Regions from separate parts of the Mus musculus genome. Here region 1 is linked to region 2. The links are chromatin loops, found by intact Hi-C in ENCODE. Cell type or tissue: left cerebral cortex. All regions are shown on one strand. Region 1 overlaps Dph1 (diphthamide biosynthesis 1). Region 2 overlaps Rtn4rl1 (reticulon 4 receptor-like 1).

Region 1 (5,000 bases), 75 kb after region 2:
AGACAGGGTTTCTCTGTGTAGCCCTGGCTGTCCTGGAACTCACTCTGTAGACCAGGCTGGCCTCGAACTCAGAAATCCGCCTGCCTCTGCCTCCCAAGTGCTGGGATTAAAGGCGTGTGCTAGCACGCCCGGCTAAAACTTACTTTTTATTTGTGTGTTTCCATGCATGCACACGTGTGTGTGCAAGTACCTGGTATTCGATCCCCTGGAGCTGGAGTTGCAGGTTGCTGTCAGTGACAAGTGCTTGTAACGCTGAGCCATCTCTCCAGTCTGTCACTGAAACTGGAGCTCATTGCATGGGTGCTGGAGATCTGAACTTAGGTCCTCATGCTTGTGTGACAAGCACTTTTACCTTTTCTTTCTTCACCTCCGATTTTTGTGGGGAATTTTTTTTCTTTTTTCTTTTTCTTTTTTTTTTTTTTTTTTTTGATAGCATCTCATTATGTAACTCTGAGTGGCCTGGAAATCACTATGTAGACCTGGTTAGCCTCAAACTCAGAATTTTTTTTTGTTTTAAAGCTTTAAGCTGGGTGGTGGTGTGGTGGCGCACACCTTTAATCCCAGCACTTGGGAGGCAGAGGCAGGCAGATTTCTGAGTTCGAGGCCAGCCTGTTCTACAGAGTGAGTTCCAGGACAGCCAGGGCTACACAGAGAAACCCTGTCTCAAAAAACCAAACCCCCCCCCCCCCAAAAAAAGCTTTATGTTTACCAGTGTACTGTTTGCGTGTATGCCTGTGGACAGAAGAGGGTATCAGATCCCACTATAGATGGTTGTCAGCCACTATGTAGGTTTTGCAAATTGAATTCAGCATCTGGAAGAGCAGCCAGTGAGTGCTCTTAACTGCTGAGCCATCTCCCCAGCCCAGATTTTTGGGGGGTGGGGTGGGGGAGGAGGGGAGAATAAGGTCTTGTTGACTTTACTGGTCTTGACATCTTGATCCTTCTGCCTCAGCTTCTTGAATGCTGGGATCATAGATGTACATACCATGCCTGGCTTTATTATTCTTTTAAATGAGGAGAGGGACAAAAGTATGGATTAAGCAACTTGGGCCAAATCAGTGGGACTTGAGTTGTGTGACTCCTTTGCTTTTTAGTCTTTTTTGTGTCATCTCTAGTCCTGAGGGGTGAGTCATACCCCCATTTATGACTGCTAGTAACCTCACAGCATAGAAATTAATCATGCAGATTTCCCCCCTGGTTTATGGGCTGTCTCTATCTGTAGGATGAATTCAGTTAGGGCAAAAGCTGGGTGGATATCCTTTGTGTGTGGAATCTGGGCCTTCAATTTAGAGTTAACAGATTAAGAGGCTCTGGCTGCCTGTGGTCTAGGGCAGATGCAGACTCAGGCTTTAATGTTTTTTCTAGGTCGCATCTCTCGGGGGCGACTGGCCAATCAGATCCCCCCTGAGGTCCTGAACAACCCCCAGTTACAGGCTGCTGTCCAAGTTCTGCCTTCTAACTACAACTTTGAGATCCCCAAAACCATCTGGAGAATCCAGCAGGCCCAGGCCAAGAAGGGTGAGCCCTCAAGGGTGGAGCTGTGACAAGGTTGGAAAGGTTGCCTGCCCAGAAGTGGGGCTAGTCCTGTCCCAGCTCCTTTAGCTCTCTGCCTTTCATCTGTTTGTCTTGCAGTGGCCTTACAAATGCCAGAAGGCCTCCTCCTCTTTGCCTGCACTATTGTGGATATCTTGGAAAGGTGAGGCTTGGTCACTGGAGAGCAATGTCTGTTGGCATAATTTTTCTCTCCTGGACCACTGGCTAAACCCTAACCCTACAAGCATGTTATATACACACAAAAGGGAAAAACTCAAAACAAAATTCCCAGGTTGCTGAGAACTTGGCTTGTCCATTTCCCTTCCCTTATATAGTCTGAGCAAGGGCAAAGAAGTTAATTTCTGTTTCTAGGCCAGAGCAGATGGTAGCATCTGGGAGGAACCTAAAAAAGCTAACCCTAAATGGGTGAGGGTCTGGCTGTCAAGGGTTGGGGCAGAGTGGAGGGATGAGAGGCTGGGGAGTTGAAGAGGGTGGGAGCAGGTGGGTGGCAGAGGTGAGAGATGCCTAGGGAAAGATACTCAGTTCCTCTGCCCCCTCCTTCTAAGTTTCTTCCTGACAATGAACCATTGCTGGGGGGTGGGGGGAGCAGTGCTCAGCCATCTGGAGCCAGCATGAGCGCAGGGAGGGGGAATGCAGAAAGGGGAGGTCATCTCATGCTGGGAACCTCCTACTTCCCTGCTGCTGCCCTCACCCTTCTCCCTCCCCACCACCATAGACCCACTTCCCTGCTCCCACCCTCTTGCCCCTTGGGGATGCTCTCTGGGGCTCAGGCCAATTTGCATACATTTTAATCTATAAAAAATTAAGTGCTCTGGCTGACTCAGAGCCTGGGCTGCATTCTAAGGAGCTGAATAATCTGCTTCTGTGCACAGCCTGATTTGGGGAAGGGGGTGGAGGAGGGGGCAGACTGGCAGCGGTTCAGCTTCCCCCTCCACTGCACCCCAGAGCAAGAATGGGGGATCCAGCCACAGAGCCAACATCTATGCCCAGGTACAGTGTCTTCCAAGTAGAGCTAAGCCTCCTTCCTGCTCTGTCCCAGCGGTGATTTTGGGGGTGCAGGGTCTTTTCTACCACCCTGTCCCCCAGTGATTCAGTCCTGGCAGCAGATCTCAAAACAATGTGCTGTCCAGAGCCCACTCTTCCTGATTGCATGAGGAGTGTGGGCAGCACCATGTGCTGTGGGGAAGCTGCGCATGGGTCCTCCCAATCCTGGGCACCCATGGCCTTACCTCTGGGTGGGGAGCTGGTGAGGTCTGGGCAAGGGGAGACCACGCCTCCACACACATCCACAGCTCCACATACAATAATGCCAGAGTTTGTCAGGGGGAATCTTTACGTGCCCTGGGTACGCTAAGTCACAGTCTCAGGGGTCTGTCTGGACTATTCACATGTACTTCTGAGGGCTAGGGGGTCTTGCAGTCTAAGGCTGGACAGGGTGCTGCCGACATATCCTCACATAGCAACTGTTCCAGGAGCTGCTGCCAGGGCTGAGGGAGGTGGCAGATGTACCCCTCCTACTCTTGGTTGGCAGCTGCCAAGTCAAGGAGATCTGGGTCCTGAAACACCTCCAGAGTGAGGACTGTCTCCCATCTCACACTGTGTCTCTGTTCCACTGTTCCCCAACCCCACCCCTACAGGTTCACAGAGGCTGAGGTGATGGTGATGGGTGATGTCACCTATGGGGCTTGCTGTGTGGATGACTTCACTGCAAGGGCCTTGGGAGTTGACTTCCTGGTGCACTATGGTCACAGCTGTCTAGGTATGGTGGGCTGGGACACCAGAATACTGGCAGGGAGGCAGGCTGCAGGCTGGTCTTCTCTACCGTGTGTTTCTCTTGTTGTACTTGCAAGCACACAGTCCCTCCTGGTTCCCAGGGTGGCCTTGGTCTTTCTGCTTTGCAGTTTGCCCTTTCCTTTGGATTTGGCTGCCTTGGGAATCCTGCTACTGTCTCAGATGTGCATGTTTGATGTTTTTGTTTGTTTGGGTTGGGCTGGATTTTGAGACAGTCTAACTCTCTAGCCCAGGGAGGCCTGGAACCTAACAGCTGCGCTCCTGTTTCAGCCTCCCAGCTGCTGGCTTATAGGTGTGGGTAAGCACACCCGGCAGATACAGGTGTGTGAAAGGCTGTTACTGGGAGAACAGGCTGGGTACCCAGCTAGGATGAGAATGGAGATCCTCCCCTCTCCCGTAATCCCTCGCAAGCTGAAGCTAATGCCCTGGCTGCTTTTAAGAGTGGGCCTGGGCCAGGATCCTCGCTCCTCCTGCCTTTCAGAACACTTGTTTTGAACTCTTCTCTGTAGTCCCCATGGACACCTCCGTTCAAGACTTCCGAGTCTTGTATGTCTTCGTGGATATCCGGATAGACACTGCCCACCTTCTGGACTCGGTCCGCCTCACCTTTACCCCAGGCAGCTCACTCGCTCTGGTCAGCACCATTCAGTTTGTGTCAACCTTACAGGTAAGTAGATCAGCTAGCATTGTGTGGGCTGGAGCGGCTACTCCAGGGTAGTAGAGGGCTGCTCCTGGCTCCCGTGCCTGGTGCTCTGGGCTGTTCCTCTGGCCCTGACTTTCTCCCAGCTCCCTTTCCTTCATTATCAATACAGGCAGCTGCACAGGAGCTGAAAGCTGATTATCACATCAGTGTCCCACAGTGCAAGCCCCTGTCCCCTGGGGAGATCCTAGGCTGCACATCCCCTCGGCTATCCAAGGAAGTGGAAGCTGTTGTGTAAGTGAAACATGGGGGCCAGTTTGTAGACACATTCAAAAGATGTATCCTCAGGGAAAGAGGCTAGTCTAAAGTTCCAAACCTGTGTGCTCAAGGTCACCTTGGAAGATGGGCCGTATATGGGGACCACACTTCAAGTTTACTTGCACTCTCCAGCTGTCCATCCTTCATCTAGAAAGCCGTGCTGAGGGTGGAGACAGAACTCAGAGGGCCTGATGGGGGGATCAGGGTGGGTAGAAATGGAGAGAATGTAATTGGAGAAGATGGATGGGCACGCCCAGGCTGCAGCCCCATTAATTTAGCATCCGGACAGCTAACAAGCAGGAGCAGCGTGTCTCCTGCCGCCTAATTATTTTAGGTAATGGAAATGCTTAATGTTGTGTGAATGCAGCCAGCCTCACAGCCGACAGCTTCTTCGACAGCTTCTTCGGCTGGGACCGGGGATGGGAGTCCTTTCCTAGCTAGTGGCAAGAAGGGAAGGAGGGGCGCTGTGATTCAGCCCCACCACTGGCAGCTTTGGGGACTGGTCCCACAGGTTTGGCTACACCCACATAGGATACTCCTGCCCTTAGGCCCACACATAGGACTTCCACAGCCCAGGCCTGGCAGCCCTGCTCCCTGAGGGCCATGCCCCATGTACTTGTGCCAGCATAATGGATACCCATCCTCTGAGGCCTCAAGGTGCGTGTTGAGGGAGGTTGAGTGTTGGCCTCCATTATGC
Region 2 (5,000 bases):
CAGCCCTGGCCACTTCTGGACTCCTTGCCTGAGTCAGTAGGTGCCAATCCTAGGATTGTCACCAGCAGGTTTCTTCCTAGGGAGGCAAGCACTGTATCACCATGGCGCCTTCTATGCCCCCTCTATGAGGCCCTTGGGAGCCCCGCCCCACTGATTGCCTGATTAATGTACCAACAATGAGGATGGAGCCTTTGCCATGCATTTTAACATTGCAAATTAGCAGGAATCCAAGTCTCTGTGGAGGGGCCCTGCACCTCTTCTGCCAGACTCATCAAGCGCCTCTTGGGCAGGGCTGCCTTCTACTTGAGGGGGCGGAAGGGAGAAGACCCAGTTCCACTCTCCTTCCCCTCCAGGAGGTGCCCTTCATCGTGTTCTGCTTCGTTACTCTCAAGCCTCCGGCCTCCCACGCACGTGAGCTCCCAAGGGGCTCTACAGCCTCCGTCATTCCTTCTTCCATTCATACTTGCCCCCTAGTCTAGGAGAGCCATGGAAGACAGTGTGGGAAGGGCTTGACAATGAGCATCATGCCCCATTTGCATATGCGGTGGCAATACCCTGGTGGGTACCAGGAGAGTATAGGGGAAATTAAGAGAGGGGCCTAAGGAAAGCCTCTGCTATCCCTGGGCTACCAGTCAGCATTGCTTGGTCACTGATCCCCTCTGTAACACCAGCCCTTCTGCAACCTGCCAGAGTTTTTGACCTTTGAACTAGGGCTGAGAAGGGTCTGCTCTGTTCAGCTGCCTTGGCTGGGAGGGGAATCTGCTCAGACCTCAGCACACACTCAACAGAAGGCATGCAAGCAAGGGAGCTAGCAGTGGCCTTGGGTCAGCTGGCAAGCCCCAAACTCTTCCTGCCAAGCTGAGCATGAAAAGCCACCTCACCATGGTCCCATGGGACCAGACCTGGTAGGATAGGTGGCAAGGCTAAGGCAGCGGAATAGCATGTGCAAAGGCACTGGGGTGGGAAAGGGCCTGTGCTTCTCACCCCCTCTAATGGTGCAGAGCCTCCAAGGAATACTGTAACCTCAGCTCAGCTGGGCTCGGGTGGCCAGAGAGCTTGGCACCAGAACCAGCATCAACAGGGCCTGTCTGCTAAACCCAGACCTCACAAGCCAGTTTAGTAGGGGCCCTGTAGCACCCTGGCCACCAGAACTAACGAGGAAGATCTGACGCTGGGAATATGTCTTTAATGAAAAGCCCTTCCGGAAGCCACATTTGCACAGAAGAAAATGAGGTGCCCAGAGCATCAGTGGCTGGTTGCAGCTGGAGAACACAGCAGGGGGACAGGTCCTACCAAGCTACCCTGCCTTCAGGCTGGGGCTCTAGCCAGCTCCCTGATGCCTGGAGTAGGTAGAGCAGCCTCGAATAGGGCTGGTCAGCTTTCTCAGGCTCCAAAGTGTCAGGACAGCTGCTGCAGCTTAGCACCCAAGGGGCTGCCCCTCTACCCCTAAGTAGAGGCATCCCCATGGCCCCTGGGCAGGTCAGTGGGTCTCTCTGAAGCTTTGTAGGCTGCTTCTTGGCCATGTAGCCAATCTCTCTGGCCTTCAGTCCTCCCTCCCTGCCCCCAGCCTGGCCAGCTGCTCTTCTCTGAGCAATCGATGTTAACCGAATGCTCTCTTGCTGTGGGGATGGCGGCCTCAGGCCAGGCCAGCTGCACTCCTGGGGCTGCTGGCGCCTCAGGCCACTTGGCACTTGTGCCACTTGTGTTCTAAACACAGGCTCCTTCCTGGCTCGGCCCTGAAGACAAGAAAGCTGGCCAGGGAACAGCTGGGCTCCCATCTCAGCCTCCACTGCTGTGCAGAGCGGCCGGCAGCCTCCTATCCATGGCTGTGAGTAGAACAGGGCTGTGGAGCCAGAGGCCTAAGTTGAATCCTGGCTGCTCCTTTTAATGCTTGCAGGAGCCTCGTTTTCCTCACCTGCAAAATGGGGCAGTCATTGGAAGCTCAGCCAGTCCTCCAGCCCACAGATACTGGTACCCACCTGCCCTTCCCACATCTCCATCTGTCTAACTGAAACCATCCAAACCAAGCTCTTCTCTTCCTCTCCGGCCTCCTCCGTTCACAACTTCTCCATCTTGGGTAAAGATGGTCCCTTTACATCAGCTGCCTGGGAGGAACACCTCAGAATCACCGTGGCTCACTCTGGGGAAATTCTGCTGGCTAGATTTTAGAATGTATCCAGTATCTATCCACTTATCATACTCGCTATTGCTACCATTCACCCAGTAGCCTCCTGGATGCCCTCCCCCCCCCCCCGCAAGCCCTGCCTCCTCACCCCTACACCTCCTTCAACAGGAACTAGGGTAGTCCAGGGAAAGTGAGTCAGGAAGGGCTGCTCCTTAGTCTGCATCCTCCAGAGTGCCCATCTAACTAGAAGCTGCCCCAGGTCTTTCTCCCAGCCCAGAGGCCCTGCCTCTCCCTGGCTACACAGACCTTGCTGCCGTCCCTCCCACATGCCAGCCCTCAGCCTCCCTCCTGCCTTTGTCCATGCTGTTCCATCTACCTGGACCGGTTCCCAGTGTGTCTGCAGGGCTGCTTCCCAGAGAAGCCACTCTTGAGCAGCGATTTGCAAGGAGCTTCTTTCCTGGGACATTTTACTCTACAGCACGCGACCTCTTGGACAGCACGACATAAGTCACTTGTTTCCTTTATGTCCGCTGCCACTTTGTTCTGATGAGTGTGCTCCCTGCACACAGTAGGTGCTCATTAACAGTTCTGGGGGAGGGAATTACCTTCTCAAGTCTCTGGAGAATTGAATGATGACACTCAGGAAGCCCTAGGCTCAAGCCTGGGGCCTGGATCATAGTAGGTGCTCGATAAATGTTGGTTGTAATTAGTCCTGGGAGACTCAGAGCCTTCAGGAGAACAGACACCTGAACTTGGCTCACATCAAGACTCCTTAGGCCCATCAAGGAAGTGACCGTTTGTTGGATGAGCACTCTGAGAAGGACCCAATACCAGTCCTTTCCTGGGCAAGGGGAAATAGACTGGGACTGGGGAGTTTCCCAAGGTATGGGATTTTCAGCACTAAACTGGAATAATGCTAAAGAAAAAAAAAAGTTAGTCACTCTAAAAGGGGCCAGGACCAAAACCTTTCAAACAGAAATGTCTGGGTTTATGAAGAGAGGAAGCCAGATATGGTGGGGCACATCTTTAATCCAGGTGCTTGGGAGGCAAAGACAGATGGAGCTCTGTGAGTTTGAGGCCAGCCTATTCTACAAAGTGAGTTCTAGGACAGCCAAGGCTACATAGAGAAACCCACTTGACTTGCCACCCAAATTAAAAATCTTAGTGGGGGAGCAGTCAAGGAGGAAACACACACACACACACACACACACACACACACACACACGTTAGTATAATATCATACTATGGCTCTGTGCCTGCAGTCCAGGAATGAGGGCTGAACTCAGAGTGTTAGTGTGTGCTAGTGGATATTTGAGCTCTGTATTTATGTGCATGTCTGTGTAGATGTGTACCTGAGGTGTTTATGTGTACACAGGTGTTGGCCTGTTGCATATGGATGGAGACATGGTTGTGTTTGCTAGGCATTTGCATGTGTCTGAGTTCATGCACATAAACTCACATCTACCTCTGGAGACTGAGAGTGACAACCCAGGGCCCTTTTATCCTGCAGCACCCCAGGCCCAGCACCCCGACCCAGCATCCCAGGCCCAGCACTCCAGACCCAGCACCCCAGGCCCAGCATCCCACGCCCAGCATCCCAGGCCCAGCACCCCAGACCCAGCATCCCAGGCCCAGCACCCCAGACCCAGCACCCCAGGCCCAGCATCCCAGGCCCAGCACCCCGACCCAGCATCCCAGGCCCAGCACCCCAGGTCCAAGCACTCAATGCCCAGCACCCCGACCCAGCATCCCAGGCCCAGCACCCCAGGCCCAGCATCCAAGGCCCAGCATCCCAGGGACAGCACCCCAGGCCCAGCATCCCAGGCCCAGCATCCCAGGGACAGCACCCCAGGCCCAGCATCCCAGGTCCAGCATCCCAGGGACAGCACCCCAGGCCCAGTATCCCAGGGACAGCACCCCAGGCCCAGTATCCCAGGGACAGCACCCCAGGCCCAGTATCCCAGGGACAGCACCCCAGGCACAGTATCCCACATGGAGGCAGCACATACTGAAGATAGGGAATGTCTCTGAGGCCTCTTATCTTGGTCCTTACCCTCATTGCTTTCAGCACCTGCTCTCCTCACACTCGGAATCAAACACCCTGTGCAGGTTCTCCCAGTACCAGGATTCCCCTCAGCTGAGGAATGGGTAGCTACCATTTTGGCTTTTGTCTGTCTGGGGTTGGCAGCCCCATGCTAATTGGACTGACAGTTTCTCCTGAGAGCAATTTGGGCAGCACATCCTGCCCATTAGGCCTAACCTTGCCTGCAGGGGTGTGCTGTAGGGGCAGGGATGGAGCCTACCCTGTATAGCTCTGTATTGAGGCACTCCCCCAAGCTATGACCCATGCCAGTGGGAGTCATTTCACCTAGGCAACTCCAGATGGGCACAAAAATCTCTCCAATAAGGGTAGGTATGGGAATAGGTAAGGAGAGCATAGTGAGCCTGGCTGGGCACCTGAGACCTGAGCAGCCTGCACGGGAGATTGTGTCACTGTGGTTCCAGACTGCCAAGACATCTTGGCTTTCACCCCAACTCAGGATGGTCCAGAATCCAGAGCTCTTAAGAGAGCAGATGCTGAGAGGCACTTAACCCAGGGCTAAGACCCTTCCTTGGACGGTTTCTTGGCTTTCTACTCTGTCCTCTGTCCCAGTCTGTCATCCCCATCTGTGCCTAACAGCTCTCTGTGGAAAACATGAGGCGTATGAGCTCTCTACTTCTCCCAGCATCCCATGCCCGCACCCCAGCTCACTGTGTGCCCTCATGTTACTCAAATCTTCTGCTAGGTTTGAGGGCCCCAGGTTGAGGCTGTGGGTTTCCCTCCATCTGTCCCTCCCTTTTACCACCACCACTAATCCTCTTCCTCCTCTTCCTC

Evidence for each region. A loop is a pair of places that touch in the nucleus more often than their neighbours do. Peaks named below come from ENCODE experiments on the same cell type or tissue, not always from the same donor. Only the 100,000 strongest peaks of a DNase experiment are listed, where the experiment ranks them.
Region 1: it touches region 2 in a loop (6-fold over the local background); 1 of 42 quality-filtered maps calls a loop at or near these places.

Annotation. Positions count from the first base shown.
Region 1 is chr11:75,182,481-75,187,480 of GRCm38, reverse strand. Dph1 (diphthamide biosynthesis 1) reads left to right here. Exons shown (of 13, transcript NM_144491.2): 2 at 1,366-1,518; 3 at 1,633-1,696; 4 at 3,192-3,313; 5 at 3,855-4,012; 6 at 4,158-4,279. Among named protein-coding and RNA genes, the nearest start is that of Dph1, 5.5 kb to the left of the region's middle. In left cerebral cortex, no CTCF peak of the experiment used is centred here; DNase peaks (open chromatin) are centred at 2,295, 2,724 and 3,070; H3K27ac peaks cover 3,946 bases.
Region 2 is chr11:75,257,070-75,262,069 of GRCm38, reverse strand. The region is part of intron 1 of Rtn4rl1 (reticulon 4 receptor-like 1); the gene reads right to left. All of the region lies in intron 1 of Gm35117 (a long non-coding RNA gene), which reads left to right. Among named protein-coding and RNA genes, the nearest start is that of Gm35169, 13 kb to the right of the region's middle. In left cerebral cortex, no CTCF peak of the experiment used is centred here; DNase peaks (open chromatin) are centred at 370, 1,955 and 2,490; H3K27ac peaks cover 3,854 bases.